Linked DNA regions of Homo sapiens: region 1 is linked to region 2. Evidence: read pairs that join two places in POLR2A ChIA-PET (ENCODE). Cell type or tissue: B cell. All regions are shown on one strand. Links, peaks and the distances in the headings refer to the core of each region. The heading gives the core; the rest is flanking DNA. Region 1 overlaps TERF2IP (TERF2 interacting protein). Region 2 has its middle 24 kb from the start of CPHXL.

Region 1 (8,974 bases), core at 1-8,000, 94 kb before region 2:
CCTACGTTGTTAATAGAAATTGATACAATTTCTTTGGGGGGCATTTTGACAATATCTGATGACATTTATAACGTATATTCCCTTAAACATGGCAGTTTTGTTCTAGGAATTTATCCCGTAGATATACTCAGAGTACAAATGGGTACATACTGAAAAGGCAGTCTCCCTATTTACATACCCTTTTCCCTGGGTCCTTTCCTAGGGGCAGCCTCTATTACCGTCTCTTGTCTGTTGCATGTCCCCTTTGCTCATAGTAATACTAGCACACTAGACATCAACTTAATCTGTGGTTTACTTTTTTTAAACTTAATTATTTATCTTGAAGTGTTTGTGTGTCTGCACAAAGCTTTTCCTCATTCTTTTCTAATTGATTGCACTGTATTTCATTATGTGAATGAACAGTAATTTACTTTTTATTATGGAGAATTCCAAGCATTTACAAATACAGAATAGTATAATGAACTATACTGCATATACCCATCACCCACCTTCACCTGATTTTAGTTCATGGCATTTTTTAAATCTATACTTTTCATCCCAACTTCCTGGACTGTTTTGAAGCAAATGCCAGACATCATATCATTTTATCTATTTTAGCATGTATCTCTCAAAGATAAGCCTCTTTTAGTTACTATTTAAGAATTTTATTAAATACATACAGTAAAATTAACTTTTTATGGTGTAAAATTATATGCATTTTAAAAACTTTATTTTTTATTGTGGTAAAATGTATATACCGTAAAATTTACAGTTCAGATAGTTTTTTAAGTGTTCTGTTCAGTGGCATTATTAAGTGCATTCACATTGTTGGGCAACTGTCACCACCATCTGTATCTAGAACTTACTCATTTTCTAAAACTGAAACTCCATGCCTTTTATTATTTTCTGCTTCTAGGGGTCAGAAACATGCCTATTAAACACTAATTCCCCATTTCTCCCTCCTCTTAGCCCCTGGAAACAACCATTCCGCCTTCTGTTTCTATGAATTCAATATTTCTAGATACCTCATACAAGTAGAATCATGTAATATTTGCCCTTTTGTGTCTGGCTTATTTCACTTTACATAATATCTTCAAAGTTCATCCATATTGTAGCATGTGTCAGAATTTGATTCCTTTTTAAAGGTGAATAATATTCCATTGTATGTATATACTACATTTTGTTTTTCCATTAATGTATCAATTGACATTTGGCTTATTTCCATCTTTTGTTTATTTTGAATAATGCTGCTGTGAACATGGGTATAACTAGTATCTGTTTGAGACCCTGCTTTCCATTATTTTAGGTATATGCCTAGAAATGCAATTGCTGGATCATATGGTAATTTTATGTTTAATTTTTTCTTTTTCCTTGTGGGTTGTCATCATGAAATTATATTGAATTTTTTGAGGAACTGCTGTACTCTTTTCCAGTTATATGTGTTTTAACATAGGTAAATTTTTGTAACCAGCACCCACATTGGGATTTAGAACAATTCCATCACGAAAAACTCCCTCTTGCTGCCCCTTTGTAGTATGTTTTAGTAAGTAGAAAAGGAGCAGAGTTAAATCTTCAGAGAACAAAATGTAAAGGAAAGGAACAGGATGTTTAAATTTAGGAGGCCCTCCTTTTTGTAGATGGTATATTGGTGGATTGTGGTACGTGGCCCAGATCTGCCTTTGGCTGCTAGGAGAGCTGCCTTGCCCAAACTCCTGTCTTCTTAGGGCTGCCACCATCCAGTGACTGATATTTGCAGAGTTACAAAGTCTGCTCCTTGGCCCCAGCTTGGTCAGTTCTGAAGGGCCTTCCTAGCTCCAGAGTTGCCCATGGTTTTGGCTGAGGTCTTGTTGAAACTCTTTGATAAGTCAGCTTCTCTCTCTGCCCACTCCTGCTCTTCCACAAAGGTTTTCCCAAAATCACTTCCCAATTCTTTAAATTTCCATCTCCATCTCAGAATTTGCTTCCCAAGGAACCCAATTTATGACACATTTTTATTAATTTGCAAAGTCTGTAACTACAAAGCAAAAAATGAATTAAACTTGAGCATTTTTATATGTCAGAGTTTAAGAATGTATCATTGTTTGGATAGTACATCTTTTCAGAAGCAAGCATAGAAATGGGTGAATGAGCACGTCCTAGGCTTTTTTTACCCTTCTGAATCAAGAACAGATGTCTTCTGATAGTAAAAAAAAAAAAAAAAAAAAAAAAAGTGCAGGCTCACTCCTGGCCCAGAGCTCACACAGCAAATATATTTTTGGTTTATGTAAAAGAGGCTATTGCTAATCTGTGCTGTTCTTCTCTTTAACAGAACCACAGAATAAGAGAACTCCAGATTTGCCTGAAGAAGAGTATGTGAAGGAAGAAATCCAGGAGAATGAAGAAGCAGTCAAAAAGATGCTTGTGGAAGCCACCCGGGAGTTTGAGGAGGTTGTGGTATGTTAACTAGATTTACTCATTATTTTTTTCCCTACCTTCATTCTTCTTTGAAACTGGTTATCCTGTACACCTTTTTCATCTACCTGGGGCTCAGGAAAGTGAGAGAGGAGTTCAAGATGGAAAGGGAAAATGGAAAATGGGACTGATCTGGGCTTCAGACATGTTGCCCTGAAGCTTTTGCTTCACAAAGCTTTTAGTTTTTGGCAGGACAAGTTGAGGGGGAAAGGGAGAAAAATTGGGTAGAATAGGGACAGTTGTATAAACAGTATAAAGCATCCCACTTTGAGTACTTTAATGTCAATATATTTTTCAAAAAGTTTATAGTAATTGTTTTTTCTATTTTTTTGAGCCAGAGTCTGGCTCTGTCGCCCAGGCTGGAGTGCAGTGGTGCGATCTTGGCTCACTGCAAGCTCCGCCTCCTGGGTTCACACCATTCTCCTGCCTCAGCCTCCCGAGTAGCTGGGACTACAGGCGCCCACCACCATGCCTGGCTAATTATTTGTATTTTTAGTAGAGACGGGGTTTCACTGTGTTAGCCAGGATGGCCTCGATCTCCTGACCTCGTGATCCGCCCGCCTTGGCCTCCCAAAGTGCTGGGATTACAGGCGTGAGCCACCGCTTTTTGTATTTTTTTGAGGTGGAGTCTCACTCTGTCACCCAGGCTGGAGTGCAGTGGTGCCATCTCAGCTCACTGTAGCCTCCACCTCCCAGGTTCCAGCAATTCTTCTGCCTCAGCCTCCTGGGTAACTGGGATTACAGGCATGTGCCATCATGCCCAGCTACTTATAGTAATTTTTTTTATCAAGCAAATTTAGCTTTTTGTGTACTTTGAGCTTTTTAAAAATGTTTTAGCTCTTCCATATTCAGTCTAGCTTATATTACTCTGTTAGAATCTGATATTTAATAATAGCTACAGAGAAAGACAGGAGCCATACAATAATGATAAGTTTTTTAAAGGTCCAAATTATATGTATATATTTTTCCATGATAAAGCGTCTTGTGAACTAACAAAGAAAATTCATATTAACAAAGAAAAATGGTTAGGCTTCAGTCCAAACAAGGGAAATAATTTAAAGCTTCTGTAATTGGTGAGTGAAGGGATGCACAGGAATTGAAGGGATGCACAGGAATTGGCAGGATTTAGGGATTGTTGCCTTTTGTAGTCTGTTTTATTATTTGATATTTGGTTCATTTTTCATAAACTTCAAACACTCAGCTCTCAAACATGACCTACCTAGGCCTCTTCTCATATAGCATGCTTTGTAATCTGTCTAACCAGTATAGCTTGGAAGCCCTAATACATTCATACAGCAGTGCTTTTTGAGTACTTACTATGTATAGGCATTGGTGGGTATTGGAGATGTGGTGATGAACAAAACATACAATTCCTGCCCTTAGGAGCTTACAGTCTTGAGAGTGAAGTCAAACATTTAACAAATCTAATGAACATGTGTGCACATATATGTGTCTCTCTCTTTATATATACATATATTTTTCATATTCAATGTAGCTTCTAATATTCTATTGGAATACTATAGTCAATTATACACACATATACACATATACTCCCCCTACCCCTCACACACACGTGCACACACACACGCGCACACACACACGCGTGTACATATACATACACATCTGACATGAATAAATGTAAGAAGGAACACAGCATATTAAGAGGAACTGAAGGAAGTCCAGTGTGATTGGAATGCAGAGGGCAAGGGGGTGATAGTTGGAAGAGACCAGATATTGTAAGAAATCAAGACTTGGTGATTAGGAGCTGGTTTTACTCATCATTCTGTCTAGGTGGATGAGAGCCCTCCTGATTTTGAAATACATATAACTATGTGTGATGATGATCCACCCACACCTGAGGAAGACTCAGAAACACAGCCTGATGAGGAGGAAGAAGAAGAAGAAGAAAAAGTTTCTCAACCAGAGGTGGGAGCTGCCATTAAGATCATTCGGCAGTTAATGGAGAAGTTTAACTTGGATCTATCAACAGTTACACAGGCCTTCCTAAAAAATAGTGGTGAGCTGGAGGCTACTTCCGCCTTCTTAGCGTCTGGTCAGAGAGCTGATGGATATCCCATTTGGTCCCGACAAGATGACATAGATTTGCAAAAAGATGATGAGGATACCAGAGAGGCATTGGTCAAAAAATTTGGTGCTCAGAATGTAGCTCGGAGGATTGAATTTCGAAAGAAATAATTGGCAAGATAATGAGAAAAGAAAAAAGTCATGGTAGGTGAGGTGGTTAAAAAAAATTGTGACCAATGAACTTTAGAGAGTTCTTGCATTGGAACTGGCACTTATTTTCTGACCATCGCTGCTGTTGCTCTGTGAGTCCTAGATTTTTGTAGCCAAGCAGAGTTGTAGAGGGGGATAAAAAGAAAAGAAATTGGATGTATTTACAGCTGTCCTTGAACAAGTATCAATGTGTTTATGAAAGGAAGATCTAAATCAGACAGGAGTTGGTCTACATAGTAGTAATCCATTGTTGGAATGGAACCCTTGCTATAGTAGTGACAAAGTGAAAGGAAATTTAGGAGGCATAGGCCATTTCAGGCAGCATAAGTAATCTCCTGTCCTTTGGCAGAAGCTCCTTTAGATTGGGATAGATTCCAAATAAAGAATCTAGAAATAGGAGAAGATTTAATTATGAGGCCTTGAACACGGATTATCCCCAAACCCTTGTCATTTCCCCCAGTGAGCTCTGATTTCTAGACTGCTTTGAAAATGCTGTATTCATTTTGCTAACTTAGTATTTGGGTACCCTGCTCTTTGGCTGTTCTTTTTTTGGAGCCCTTCTCAGTCAAGTCTGCCGGATGTCTTTCTTTACCTACCCCTCAGTTTTCCTTAAAACGCGCACACAACTCTAGAGAGTGTTAAGAATAATGTTACTTGGTTAATGTGTTATTTATTGAGTATTGTTTGTGCTAAGCATTGTGTTAGATTTAAAAAATTAGTGGATTGACTCCACTTTGTTGTGTTGTTTTCATTGTTGAAAATAAATATAACTTTGTATTCGAGTCTCGTCAATAAGTGTTTTGATTGTATATGCAAAACTTTTTAGGTATAAAAACCACAAAGGAACTAACAGTTGTTGTTAATTACAACCAATAAAGTGGTTCCATTTTAGAATGAATAGGCCATTGGAAAGATACTAGTTCTTCTGGATGGAGCAAAGAGAAGAACTGCATCAAGGACTGTGAGAAGTGGCAAAATAAGCTGAACTGCTGAAAGCCAAAGGGGAGAGAAACCAATCAGGGACCAGCAGGTGGGTAGCAGAAGGTGTCAGGACCTCATCCATATTCCCTGGGCACACATCATTCTCTAGCATGTGCCACTATCAGGAATCCTGCAATAAGCACCTGCTTGAGGCTCTCTGCTTGAAGTGCTATGGAGTTAATGCCCCTGTATGGGAATTCGAGGGTGCCTACCCAGCTTCCCTGCGGACCAGAGAAGTTATACAACTGGATATTTGAAAGTTATCCTTCGAGTGGGATAATGGTTTCCATGCCATCTTTTAGAGGTCCCCAGTAGTAGTAAACATAGTTGCCCACAGTGGGAATCTACTTATGAATGCATCCTGCATAGGCTTCCTTCTCTTATCTCATTCCCACTTCCCTACAGTGCATCCTGGAATCATCATTTGTACTCAAATGCTTGTTCTCCTCTTTTTTTTTCCTTCAAGAAAATATTTATTGCATATTATTAGTGATTATGTTTTACAGCAAAAGTAAACACATACACTTTTCACAAACACAAAATGGGAATCAAGGCATCTATCAAATGTAAATGTTGAACCAAGTCCTGGTTTTCAGAATTCAGCAGCCAATCCTGGTTCTGCACCAGGGCCACTAGGCTATCTGTGCTTAGTCCTCACCTTGGGCAATCAATGTTGCCCCAGCGAGCTGCAGCTTTGGTTTAGGTCCTGGCCCAGGGTCTGCAGGAATGGGGTTCAGGATTGGTGCAGAAGGCTGAGACAGTCTTGATGGTGTGGTTGTTCACTGTCGTGTCACCTGGTCCTGCAGAACTGTGGGAAGACCCAATCCTCAGCTTTGGGGGCCACCCCAATTATGCTGGGACCATTGTAAGTGGAGTATTTGAAAAGATGGCCAGCATGATATTTACTGATTTCTTTTGCATTTAATGAGTAGTTTCTAATATATTAAATAGCATTTTATTTTTCTTTTTTAGAGACAGGGTATCTCTCTGTCACCCAGGCTGGAATGCAGTGGCACTATCATAGCTCACTGCAGCCTCAAACTCCTGGGCTCAAGTGTTGTCCCTGCCTTGGCCTCTCAAAGTGCTGGGATGACAGGCATAAGCCACTATGCCTGGCCAACATTTTCTTTAATTTTTGCTGTATATTTTGAGTGATTAGAAGTTTTGCCATACACATCTAGGGCCATACACATGCCATACACATCTCTAGGGTTTGCCATACACATCTGATCAGAATTAGTTTCAGATTTATATTAGCTTAAGTCCAGTGAAATATACATAGATGTTACTCCTATATGACTATTTCTCTTTCTCCTGGTTTTGGGGTATATATATTACATCTATTAATATTACAAATCCAACAATACATTATTATAAGGATTACTTCAGCAGCTATGACCATTTTTATTAGCATCTGTGATCATGTACCTCCTTCTGTTATTGTCAAAATACATACATTAAACTTCTGTGTTACAGGATCAACTTATACATTATATACACATACTTTTATGCAGTTTTCAAAAAATCAGTTGAGAAAAAAGTGCATTTATAGTGTTTTTTATAATGACATAATTACCTTTACATGCTCTTTCCCTCCATATATATGATTATTTTGTTATGTATATATATATTTTTTTCTTTTTTTTTTAAGACAGAGTCTCACTCTGTTGCCTAGGCTGGAGTGCAGTGGTGCGATCTTGGCTCACTGCAGCCTCTTCCTCCTGGGTTCAGCCATTTGTGTGCCTCAGCCTCCGAGTAGCTGGGACCACAGACGCACACCACTATGCTTGGCTAATTTTTTGAATTTTTTGTGGAGACCAGGTTTTGACATGTTGACCAGGTTAGTCTCCTGATCTCATGTGATCCACCTGCCTTGGCCTCCCAAAGTGCTAGGATTACAGGTGTGAGCCACCACACCCAGCTAAGCCACCCCGCCCAGCATTTGTTGGTTTTTCAATCCATACTCTGTGGAGTCAAGCTTCTGCAGGCCACCATAAAGTATATGGTCAGGAGCTCAGGAGCTATAATGCATGTGGACACTGCTTCTCTACAAGAAGGAACCAACAGCTCATGGGGCTTTCCTGAAGACTTTTTTTTTGAGACAGGATCTCACTCAGTCACTCAGGCCGGAATATAGTGGAACCATCACAGCTCACTGCAGCCTCCACCTCCCGGGCTCAAGTGATACTTCCATCTCAGCCTCCCAGTTAAATGGGACTACAGGCACATGCCATTGTGCCTGGCTTAAATGTTTTTTTTTTTTTTTTTTTGAGAAATGTTTCCCAGGCTGGTCTTGAACTCCTGGGCTCAAGTGATCCTCCTGAACCAGCTTCCTGAGTAGCTGGTACCACAGGAGCTCACTATCACACACAGCTAATTTTTTTTAAAAGTTTTTTTTTTTTTTTAGAGATGGGGTCTCACCACGTTGCCCAGGCTCTCGTCATGAACCCTTAGGCTCAAACAACCTCACCTCATCTGGCTTTTTTAAAAAAATTTATTTTTATTTATTTATTTACTTATTTTTATTTTTATTTTTTATGTGGAGGCTTCTGGAGACGGCTTTGCTTTGGCCTGCTGTGTGGGTTACTGTGGGCTTGACCTGTGGCTATGGTTCTGTGATACTTAGCAATACTTTGCAAAGCTGCATCCTTGGGTTCCTGTGGCAGGCCCGTGTAGACCCCTCAACCTAAAACTGCTGCATTTGAGTCCTGAGTTGCTTGAAGCCCCTACCTGCATATCTTGCCCCAGAGGCAGCAGGGGTGAGTTGGCAGCTATTTGGGGAGGCACGTGCTGCAGTTGAGAGCACAACGGCTTTCCATTATTCTGAGGCAGTTGACTCTGCAGCTGTGACTGAGCCGAGGGCCACTGCTTCTCTAGATCCCAAGGACCCGAGTCCATTGGCAGCTGTTCCTGCAACATCATCCCCTCTGAGTAATTCTGAGGCTGTTGGTGCTGCTGTGGGTGATACTGCCAATCATTCTGCTGCTGTTCTTGCAGCAGTGAGAGACAGAATGAGCAAAGACAATGGTCTTTCTTCACCCCGTAAGCACCTTGAGCGTAATCCAAAAGGAAGGGACTTGCATGCTGGCTTTCCCTGGTTTCAGTCCTTTCTCCATGAAAATATGGCACAGAAGATGGGGGAGGATGAAGGCATTCTGCAGAGTTGTAGCTGAGAAAACGATAGGCAGTAGAATGCTCACTTCCTGTGTCACCTCCATACTCCAAAGCATAGCCTGGATGCTTTTCAGTACCTGCGACCAGATAGGAGCACTGGGAACCCACCTGTTGACTGGGAATCCCTTGTTTCTCCAGAGAAGAGCACATGGAG
Region 2 (9,030 bases), core at 378-8,377:
TTATTTGAACACAGTTTGAACACTCAGCAGCGTATGAGTGGTTGAAGTATGGCTGCTGGGATTGGCCAAGACTCATCTACTGTTACAGATGCATACTCCTAAGTTAGGTTTTCAATCTTGTCTAACTATTAAGTTAGGTTACAGTTCCTTCACAAGGACTCAAATATAGAAGTATGGAGTTCTTCTCAGGCCATTTTTAGTTTGCCTTAACTCCTTCTTGGCCAAAGGGGAACCTCCCCACCTAAAAAACTTGAAAAACTAGTTCAGGCCATGATGAGAAGTGATGGTGGTGTGGGGGATGGTCAGACACTCCTTGCTAAACCTTCCCTCACTTTTTTGAATTCAGGCACAGCTGATTAGCATTAATATTGAAATAAAAACTACAAGGCTGCAAAACAGACTCTTTAGAACAATAAAATACCACATTATAAACAAGACCTAAGACCATGCTAGGCAAGGGGAAGTCACACACTCCTACCCTTAAAAAAGTAAACTATGTTTACAGTTGCCACAAACTTTCTCTTCTCTAGCAGTCAAATAAGTACTGGCCTTAAAATAAGATGACTAATTCTCAGCCCCTGTTCCTCCAGCCATAAGTACGGCTTTAGTTAGACAAGGAACTAATGTCAGTAACTTTCTCCTGATAAAAGACCACTGACCATGGACCAGTTCTGTCTAGTTTACAGAAAAGTCACACCTGCATGCCTTTATGTCCTGAAAAGCCTTTTTGACATAAAAGGCCTAATAGAAATACGTTTAAATAGTAAGTCTCAATCCCAAAATAAACATGAGTCATATGTTATATTTGTTCAATACACATGTGTCAGGACCACCTTCATGAATATTTATAACTTCTCCTATAACTTGTTAAATATGTATATTTAATCAACCTGTTGTCATATCCCCCCAGGAACTCAGGGTACAATTTACAGTTGGGACCGTGCACTATAATTAAGACTAAATGCTGTGTGTACTTCCCAGATGACTCCAGAAACATATCCTCAGTCCTACAAGACATGCACAAGCAAACTAATGCCATGTCTAATCCCATAATGTTGTTAAGTCATAGGGCTTTAGATAGCCTGACTGCCGCCCAGGGCAGTACTTGTGCATTAATTAAGGCTGAGTATTATATATAATACCATATTATTCTCACATTATAACTCAAGCTATGCATGCAATAGATTTCTATATTTCTGTTACAGATGCCCCCTATCAGGACCCTATTATGTAGTCGGCTTCCTAGTGCAAGGAAGACTTATATCTATTATATAATTTATATTCTGCACAGTGACCTGTCCAGCTTCTGTGGCTTTTATTGCTGTTATACACTCTGTATGGGGATGCAAGACAAATGTCCACAGAAACCCTTGGGTCCCCTCACCATAATGCTTCAGCAAGATTCTGCTGTAAGCTTGAGAATATTTCCAACTCCAGGCAAGCAGATTCCATTTCGATGCCCTATAGCTATACCCCCTTTCAGCAGAAAGTAGTCAAAATGAATATGACACCCAAATCCCATAGCAATTGAATGGAATTTGACAGTAAGGAGTTGTAACCGAGTACCCAATTTTTCTTTTTCTTTTTCTGTCTTTTTTTTCTTTTCTTTCTTTTCTTTTTTTTTTTAAGACAGAGTCTCACTCTGTTACCCAGGCTGGAGTGGAATGCTATGATCTCGGCTCACTGCAACCTCTGCCTCCCAGGTTCAAGGGATTCTCCTGCCTCAGCCTCTCAAGTAGCTGGGATTACAGGCACCCGCCACCATGCCCAGCTAATTTTTGTATTTTAGTAGAGACAGGGTTTTGTCATGTTAGCCAGGCTGGTTTCGAACTCCTGACCTCAGGTGATTTCCTCACCTCAGCCTCCCAAAGTCCTGGGATTACAGGCGTGAGCCACTGTGACCAGCCTCCATTTTCCCAAAAATTATTTTTATGTTTTCTCTTTTTCCCTGTGTGTTCACCTGTTAGTTCTTTAGGGATGCAATTATAACCTTTACCTTCTCTCTACCAGGCACTCCCTGCATGGCATGTTTATCTAATTATATGTTTGCTTAGAAATTCTGAGGACCAAATGTTGAACCAAACCAGACACTCTCTGTGACTCTCCCCTGCCCCCAGCAGATTGACTCGAGACAATGGTCAATTTACAACCTAGCTCTGCCCACGATGGCATCAGCCAGACCATCTGATAGATAAGACATTAAAGCAAGTCATGTAGACCCCGCATCTCCTTGTCCCCTACCCTGCATGCCATTCACACCAAATCCCCCTTTAAAGCCCCTGCTTTCTGTCCAGAAAGCTGAAGCAGTTCCTTTAAGGCAGGAGTCTGTACTGCTTCCGTTCAGCTAGGTTTTGAAATAAAAGTCACATTCTTTTTACCATCCTGGTGCTTGTTATCTGAATTTTCCAGCAGTGGGTGGCCAAATCTGGGTTCAGCTACACTCTTACTAGAAATTATAAATATTCCCTTCTCCATTCACAAGAGCTAATTTAGGAGATATTTGTACCATGCCTCTTCCACTGTCAATCTTCTTTCTCCCACTACTACTTCTAATTACAAGTGACCAATTTCACCCCTCCTACCAGAATTCCCTGAGAAATTATTATATATCCTTCAAGAATAATGAAAGATATCATTTAACTGAAGATAAGAAATATGGATCAGAAAAAGTAGAGGACACCCAATCAAGAGACACTACTCTTGACACAGCCATTGCAAAATTATAACTAAGACAGCAAAAGAGATGTGACCTAACCAACTCCATCTTGCTTGTAACCTCCACGCTGTGCTTGTTCATTCCTGGGCATAGGCCAAACTAACACTGGGAGAAACTCAGTTTAAAACAAAGAAGATAACAGCTCTTTCTCAAAACAAACCTCTGTCTTGCCTGAGGACTAGATTGCCTTCGTAGGACTAACGAATTAGCCACAATATTAGAAATTATGGTTTAGGAGTCATGCAGCTGGAGGCTATAAGATTCTGACCCTTCCCAAGTTGCTTTTGGGAATAACATCAGTATTGTACAGTCAAGAAAAGCGCTTGAGATATTTTGCAGACCCTGTACTTGATGCATCAGGTGGCATCACCCAGATCGATAAACAGGCTCATCTGATTTTGTGGCCACCACCCGGGAACTGACTCAGTGTAAGACAGCTTTGACTGCCTATGATTCCATCTCTGACCTGACCAATCAGCACTCCTAGCTCACTGGTGCCCTGCCCCTCTACCAAATTATCCTTAAAAATTTTGATCTCCAAAGCTCAGGGAGACAGATTTGAGTAATAATAAAACTATGGTCTCCCACACAGCCGGCTGTGCGTGAATTACTCTTTCTCTGTTGCAATTCCCCCATCTTCATAAATTAGCTCTATCTAGGCAGCAGGCAAGGTGAACCCATTGGGCAGTTACACTCTCTTCCCTTGAAATCCCTGCTCATCGCTAACATAAATTAGAATGTTTCTCAGGTGTCACAAGTCAGTGTGTATTAATGAGCCTCTCCAGAATTTAAGATTAGGAAAAAATCTGTTTTAAAAAATCTGGAAGGGACAAATACAAACAGAAGTGACATAGCCACCATGGAATCTAAAAAGAATGAGGAAGAGGAAAAAAAGGAAAGGGAAGGAGGAAGGATGGCCAAAAAGGAGAAAGAGGAAGGGAAAATGTCATTGATAAACTGAGTTCTTTCCCTACTCAGTATCTGTTGCAAAGAAAGAACATTCAATTGCGGGAGAGGTTGGGTAAAGGCAAGTAGATTTTATTCCTATTGGAGAATGGAGAAGGAGAGAGCTTTTGCTCTAAAGACAGCTTCTCCGGCTGGGTGCAGTGGCTCACACTTGTAATCCAAGCACTTTGGGAGGCCGAAGCGAGCGGATCACCTGAGGTCAGGAGTTCGAGACCAGCCTGGCCAACATGGGGAAACCCCCTCTCTGCCAAAAAAAAAAAAAAAAAAAAAACAGACCAGGTGTGGTGGCGGGTGCCTGTAATCCCAGCTACTCGGGAGGCTGAGGCATGAGAGTCACTTGAACCCGGGAGGTGGAGGTTGCAGTGAGCTGAGGTGTGCCACTATACTCCAGTCTGGGTGACAGAGTGGGACTCCGTCTCAATCAATCAATCAATCAATCAATAAAATAAAAACAGCTTCTCCACTAGAGATGGGAAGCTGGGGAATTGTGAGGAGTTAGATGTGGGGTGGGGAGGTATGTAATCATGTGAAGAGAGGAACCCCAGACATGAAGGTGCATCTCATAAACATGCCTTTTCATACCAGGTACATTCAGAAAATGGTGGTGATTTTCTCCTGTGGGTGGGGAGTTTAGTATTATGAGGACATGTTAATGATCTAAAGGTAACAAGCAGTTGCTGGTTCCAGTTTGCCCCAGCCTTGAGCTGATTTATTGTCCTTTGGTAACTGGGGAAGGGTCCTGAAGCTCCTGCAGCCCCCTGGGGCATCTGGAGTTCTTTTAAGCAAACACACCTATAAATAAAGAGAATAGAAAAAAAAAACATGTTTAAGAAAAAATAATGAGCTTTCTTAGCTATCTATTGTTTAAGAAAATAATAAGCTTTCTCAGCTATATCTCCAGGGCTGCCCTGGTAATAAAAGGAGGAGTAGACAAAGAACAGAATTTGGTGTGGTGTGTCCTCTGGAGCTGTCTCAGGCAGGCAGAGATGAAACCTGACCATTGTAAGTAAGTGTCTAGTTATTGAAAAGTTATTGGAGAGGGTTTTTCTTGGGCAACAGGAATCAACCAACAGGCTCCAGAATAGTCCAGATCCCACATTCCTCAAGATCAACCAACCTTTTTTTTGTTTGGGTCTTGTGCCCTGCAAGCCACACTTTGGTAATTAATGTTCATTTTCTGGTGCCTAATCTTTGATATGCGTGCACCTGGCTACAACAGAGGAAGAATGACTGTTTCTAGCATTTGGTCACCCTGGACAAGTGGAATGGTCAGATATTGAATTTCTAACACTGTAAAGCCAAACCCTGGCTTCTAAGAAAACCATCACAATGCAGCCTTTTATGAAGTCCAATTTGAGGCTGCTTTCCTTCAGCTTTCTGAAGCCCCTGCTGGGAAGCTAACAGAGAGGGCAGCCGGGGAAGAGTGGTGAGGATGCTATTTACAGTTACGAGATCTGAGTCTGACATTATGAATGCTGTTACTGCCTACTCAGGGCCACAGGACTTAATTTCACCTCTCCCAGCCTGCTTTCCTATCTGTGCAATAAAAATAATGACTTCAGTGTTTACCTGAGTGTCATGAGATAAAGCAGACACCTCTTACAGCGCCTGGTTCTTGGTAAATCATTAATGTTTCTTGAATGAAAAAAAAAAAAAACCTCAAGAATTCCTAAGGACACTTGATAGATGTGTTTTTTGAAGGGGTATGAATGTAGCAATTCTGAAGTGTTTTTTTTGTTTTGTTTTTGTTTTTTGAGATTAAGTCTTACTTTTGTCGCTCAGGCTGGAGTACAATGGCATGATCTCGGCTCACTGCAACCTCCACCTCGTGGGTTCAAGCGATTCTCCTGCATCAGCCTCCCAAATAGGTGGGATTACAGGTGCCCGCCACCATGCCTGGCTAATTTTTGTATTTTTAGTAGAGACGGGGTTTCACAATGTTGGCCAGGCTGGTCTCAAACTCCTGACGTTGTGATCTGCCCACCTTGGCCTCCCAAAGTGCTGGTATTACAGATGTGAGCCACTGAAATGTCTTTTATATGTATTATATAAATTAGTGCATGATTAAATATATTCCAGTTGTTGGGAAATAGGGCCCCTTTATTGGAAAAAGAAGATACAGATATGAAAGAGGGAAGAGAGCACCAGTCCCAGGGTATTGACTGGAATTAGGGTTATTAGTACGAATTCATAATGTGTGTATATGTGTGTGTGTGTGTGTGTGTGTGTTTATTTAATAGCTTTGTCTATTAAAAAGTTCTGGAAACAATGACACCTCAGTAGTAATGAGCACAGCTGGTACTCGCTTGTTGGTTTCTAAAGTTCATTTCCCAATATAAGGGACCAGGCCTCCTTAGAAAAAAGGTTGTGAGGCCGCAAAGCCATGTCCTCCATCCCTAGTGTGTGATGGTTAATTTTAGGTGTCAACTTGACTGGATGAAGGAATACCTAAAGTGAGGGTGTTTCCAGAAGAGATTAGCATATGTGTCTGAGTGAATTAAGTGGGGGAAGACTTGCCCTCAGTGTAGGCAGGCACCATCCAATAGGATGGGGACCCCAGTAGACCAAAAACAGAGAAAAGAAGAGTTGATCTCTCTCTCCACTTATTTTATTTCCTTTCCTGCCTCAGATATCTGAACTCCAGGCTCCCCAGCCTTTGAACTCCAGGACTTATGCCAGTGACGCCATGGGTTCTCAGGTCTTTGGCTTTGGACTGAGAGCTACACCATTAGCTTCTCTGGTTCTGAGGCCTTTGGGCTTGGACTGAGCTTCCTGGAGTATTCCAGGGTCCCCAGCTTACAGACGACCTGTCATGGGATTTCTCAGCCTCCATAATCATATTACCCAATTGCCCTAACAAATATCCTCTCTCTCCTCAATCAATCCATCCATCCATCCACCCTACTGGTTCAGTCTCTCTGAAGAACCCTGACTAATACACCAAGTTTCAACATTCAGAGGTGTCTACATGGCTCATCTACACTGTTGTCCCTTAGGAGCTGCAGCTTGGAGGACTTCAACACCGACTAGCGGGCCATCAAGAAGGAAGATCCTCTCCAAACTACAACAGGGGCTGCAGCCCTCCTCAGGCCCAACCGGATGGGAAACATGGCACTGTGGGGTGTGTTCATGGTGTGTGGGGCATGGATCCATAATGTGCTGATCAAGAGCCACTGCTGAGTAAGGTCCATAGGAGCACCGTGTGTATGCATGCGGGACACACTGGGGCAGTTGCAGATTCAGCACTGCTATGCGCAAGTTCAAAGTGACCTCTAGGCTGCAGCTTCGTAGCCTCGAATTGGAGCCAAATGCACCAGGAATGGCTACAATAGTATGTAGTTTTCACTGAACAAGCTTCCTTTCTTGACTTCCAATCCCACTGTAATCTAGGTGCTAATTTCACCTCAATCCTAAGGTGAATCGCAATGAATGAACAGAGCCATGCATTCCAAATCTTTCTAGTTGTGAAACTACTCATGTAAAATTCTTTCTAAGGTTCTTGTTATAGGGCCTTGTTAAAGGGAGTCAACCAAAATCCTGTCCCTACTGAAATACTAGCCATGATACATAGCAGAAGAGGGAAGAAAGTCTAAATCATTTTAGAAGAAAGACAAAATAAAATTCTGTTTCTGGACTCTTTTCATGGACTTCTTAGCAACCACAAAATACTGTCACTCTGCTACTCTCTACGAATGTAATAATATGGAAGCACAAATAAGTCACATCGAAAAAATCTACAGTTACAGAGCATCATCTGAAAATTATAATCCTATCAAGTTCCCACACCGAGCAGTGAGTTGTCTCTGTAAAGTTCTGCAGCATTCCCATGGCCAGTTGTGAGGCAGAAAAAATCACTGCATTCTGAACACTAAAAGAGGCTCAGAGTCAAATGATGGCATTATATGATACTCAGACGGTGGTGACATGAGTTACTGGATTTGAGCACTCACTGGGTTTCAGCTGTTATTCCAGAGAAGCCCTGAATTTTTCTTTATTTCCAACATTCCCTTAATTATACCCTCCCATTTATTCTGACAGTGAGCTCCACGTTTTGCCAATACCCAGAAAGTATGCCCTTGGCGTTCTAATTGGGGTTGCACGAATTAGTGACTTTGCCTGCATTTCTTTATCACTCACAGTGAGCCTGAAATGCCCCTTTACCCTTAATTTTCCAGAGCCCTGGGGGTGTTTTTGCCATCTGGCGTTCAAGACTTCCCGCTGAGCCCTTCCCTTCCCCTGTGCCCACTGGGGCTTGGATCTGCCCCTTGAAAGGCATGGTCTATGCTTCCAACCTGCACACAACTGGTCAAAGCAGATGCATACTCACAATCACTAGGGACCCTTCTTCAAGCGAATGATATTTACAATTTCTCACCATGAAAGTCCCTCATAATCTCCATGTTTCCAAACAGTGTACCAGGTGAACACAGCTTAAAGAACAGCAAATTTTCAGATCATGGAAAGTGAAAAAGATGTGGGAGCAGAGGTCCTGGATTCAATGCCAAGTTTATCATCACCTTAGAATATGATGCTGGCTGGGCGTGGTGGCTCATGCCTGTAATCCCAGCACTTTGGGAGGCCGAGGTGGAAGGATCACCTGAGGTCGGGAGTTCAAGACCAGCCTGACCAACCTGGAGAAACCCCGTCTCCACTAAAAAATACAAAATTAGCCAGCTGTGGTGGTGCATGCCTGTAATTCCAGCTACTTGGGAGGCTGAGGCAGGAGAATCACTTGAACCCAGGAGGCGGAGGTTGCAGTGAGCCAAAGGTTGCAGTGAGCCGAGATTGCGGCATTGCACTCTCACCTGGGCAACAAGAGCGAAACTCCATATCAATCAATCAATAAAAAAGAATATGATGCTAAAAACAGCAAATCACACAGGGTTTAACATGTGCTAAGAGTTTAAAATGAATTCATTTCATTTAGCCTGTACGACTTTCATTTATTTTAGAGATGAGAAAGTCAAGGAACCCAAATGTTAATTAGGTAACAGGTCCAAGGTACACAGCAGGTAAGGTGCAGAATGAGACTAGTTCCCAGGCATCTGGCTCCGCACCTGAGCTGTCAACCACTTCTCCAAGTTGTGTGATTCAGAGCTTGTTTGAAAGCCAGCTTCCTCATGTTTGAATGTAATTCCTGTAGTAGAGATTAACCATATGGGAAGTTAACTGGGATAAACAAAACATTGCGTAAGTTTATATGACACTCTGTGCTTCAGGCATTGGGTGCCTCACAAATATTTGCAAACACAATCAGGCAAGAGCTGATAAATGCCTCTGCATGGCGGCCTCGTCACTAGGAATTACCCAAACCAGTCAAATGGCCTCGATCCCTGGGGTTCAGAGGC

What was found. Peaks named below come from ENCODE experiments on the same cell type or tissue, not always from the same donor. Only the 100,000 strongest peaks of a DNase experiment are listed, where the experiment ranks them.
Region 1: POLR2A ChIA-PET joins it to region 2 with 13 read pairs; 12 of 35 experiments call an interaction of 5 or more read pairs at or near these places.

The regions. Positions count from the first base shown.
Region 1 is chr16:75,651,986-75,660,959 of GRCh38, forward strand. It overlaps TERF2IP (TERF2 interacting protein), which reads left to right. Exons shown (of 3, transcript NM_018975.4): 2 at 2,288-2,412; 3 at 4,222-5,447. The coding sequence ends at 4,626. It overlaps CPHXL2 (cytoplasmic polyadenylated homeobox like 2), which reads right to left. Exons shown (of 3, transcript NM_001395862.1): 3 at 8,242-8,974. The coding sequence ends at 8,269. Among named protein-coding and RNA genes, the nearest start is that of TERF2IP, 8.7 kb to the left of the region's middle. In B cell, for the core only: no CTCF peak of the experiment used is centred there; no DNase peak of the experiment used is centred there; H3K4me3 peaks cover 214 bases; H3K27ac peaks cover 1,929 bases.
Region 2 is chr16:75,745,496-75,754,525 of GRCh38, forward strand. No RefSeq gene overlaps it. Among named protein-coding and RNA genes, the nearest start is that of CPHXL, 24 kb to the left of the region's middle. In B cell, for the core only: no CTCF peak of the experiment used is centred there; no DNase peak of the experiment used is centred there; H3K27me3 peaks cover 686 bases.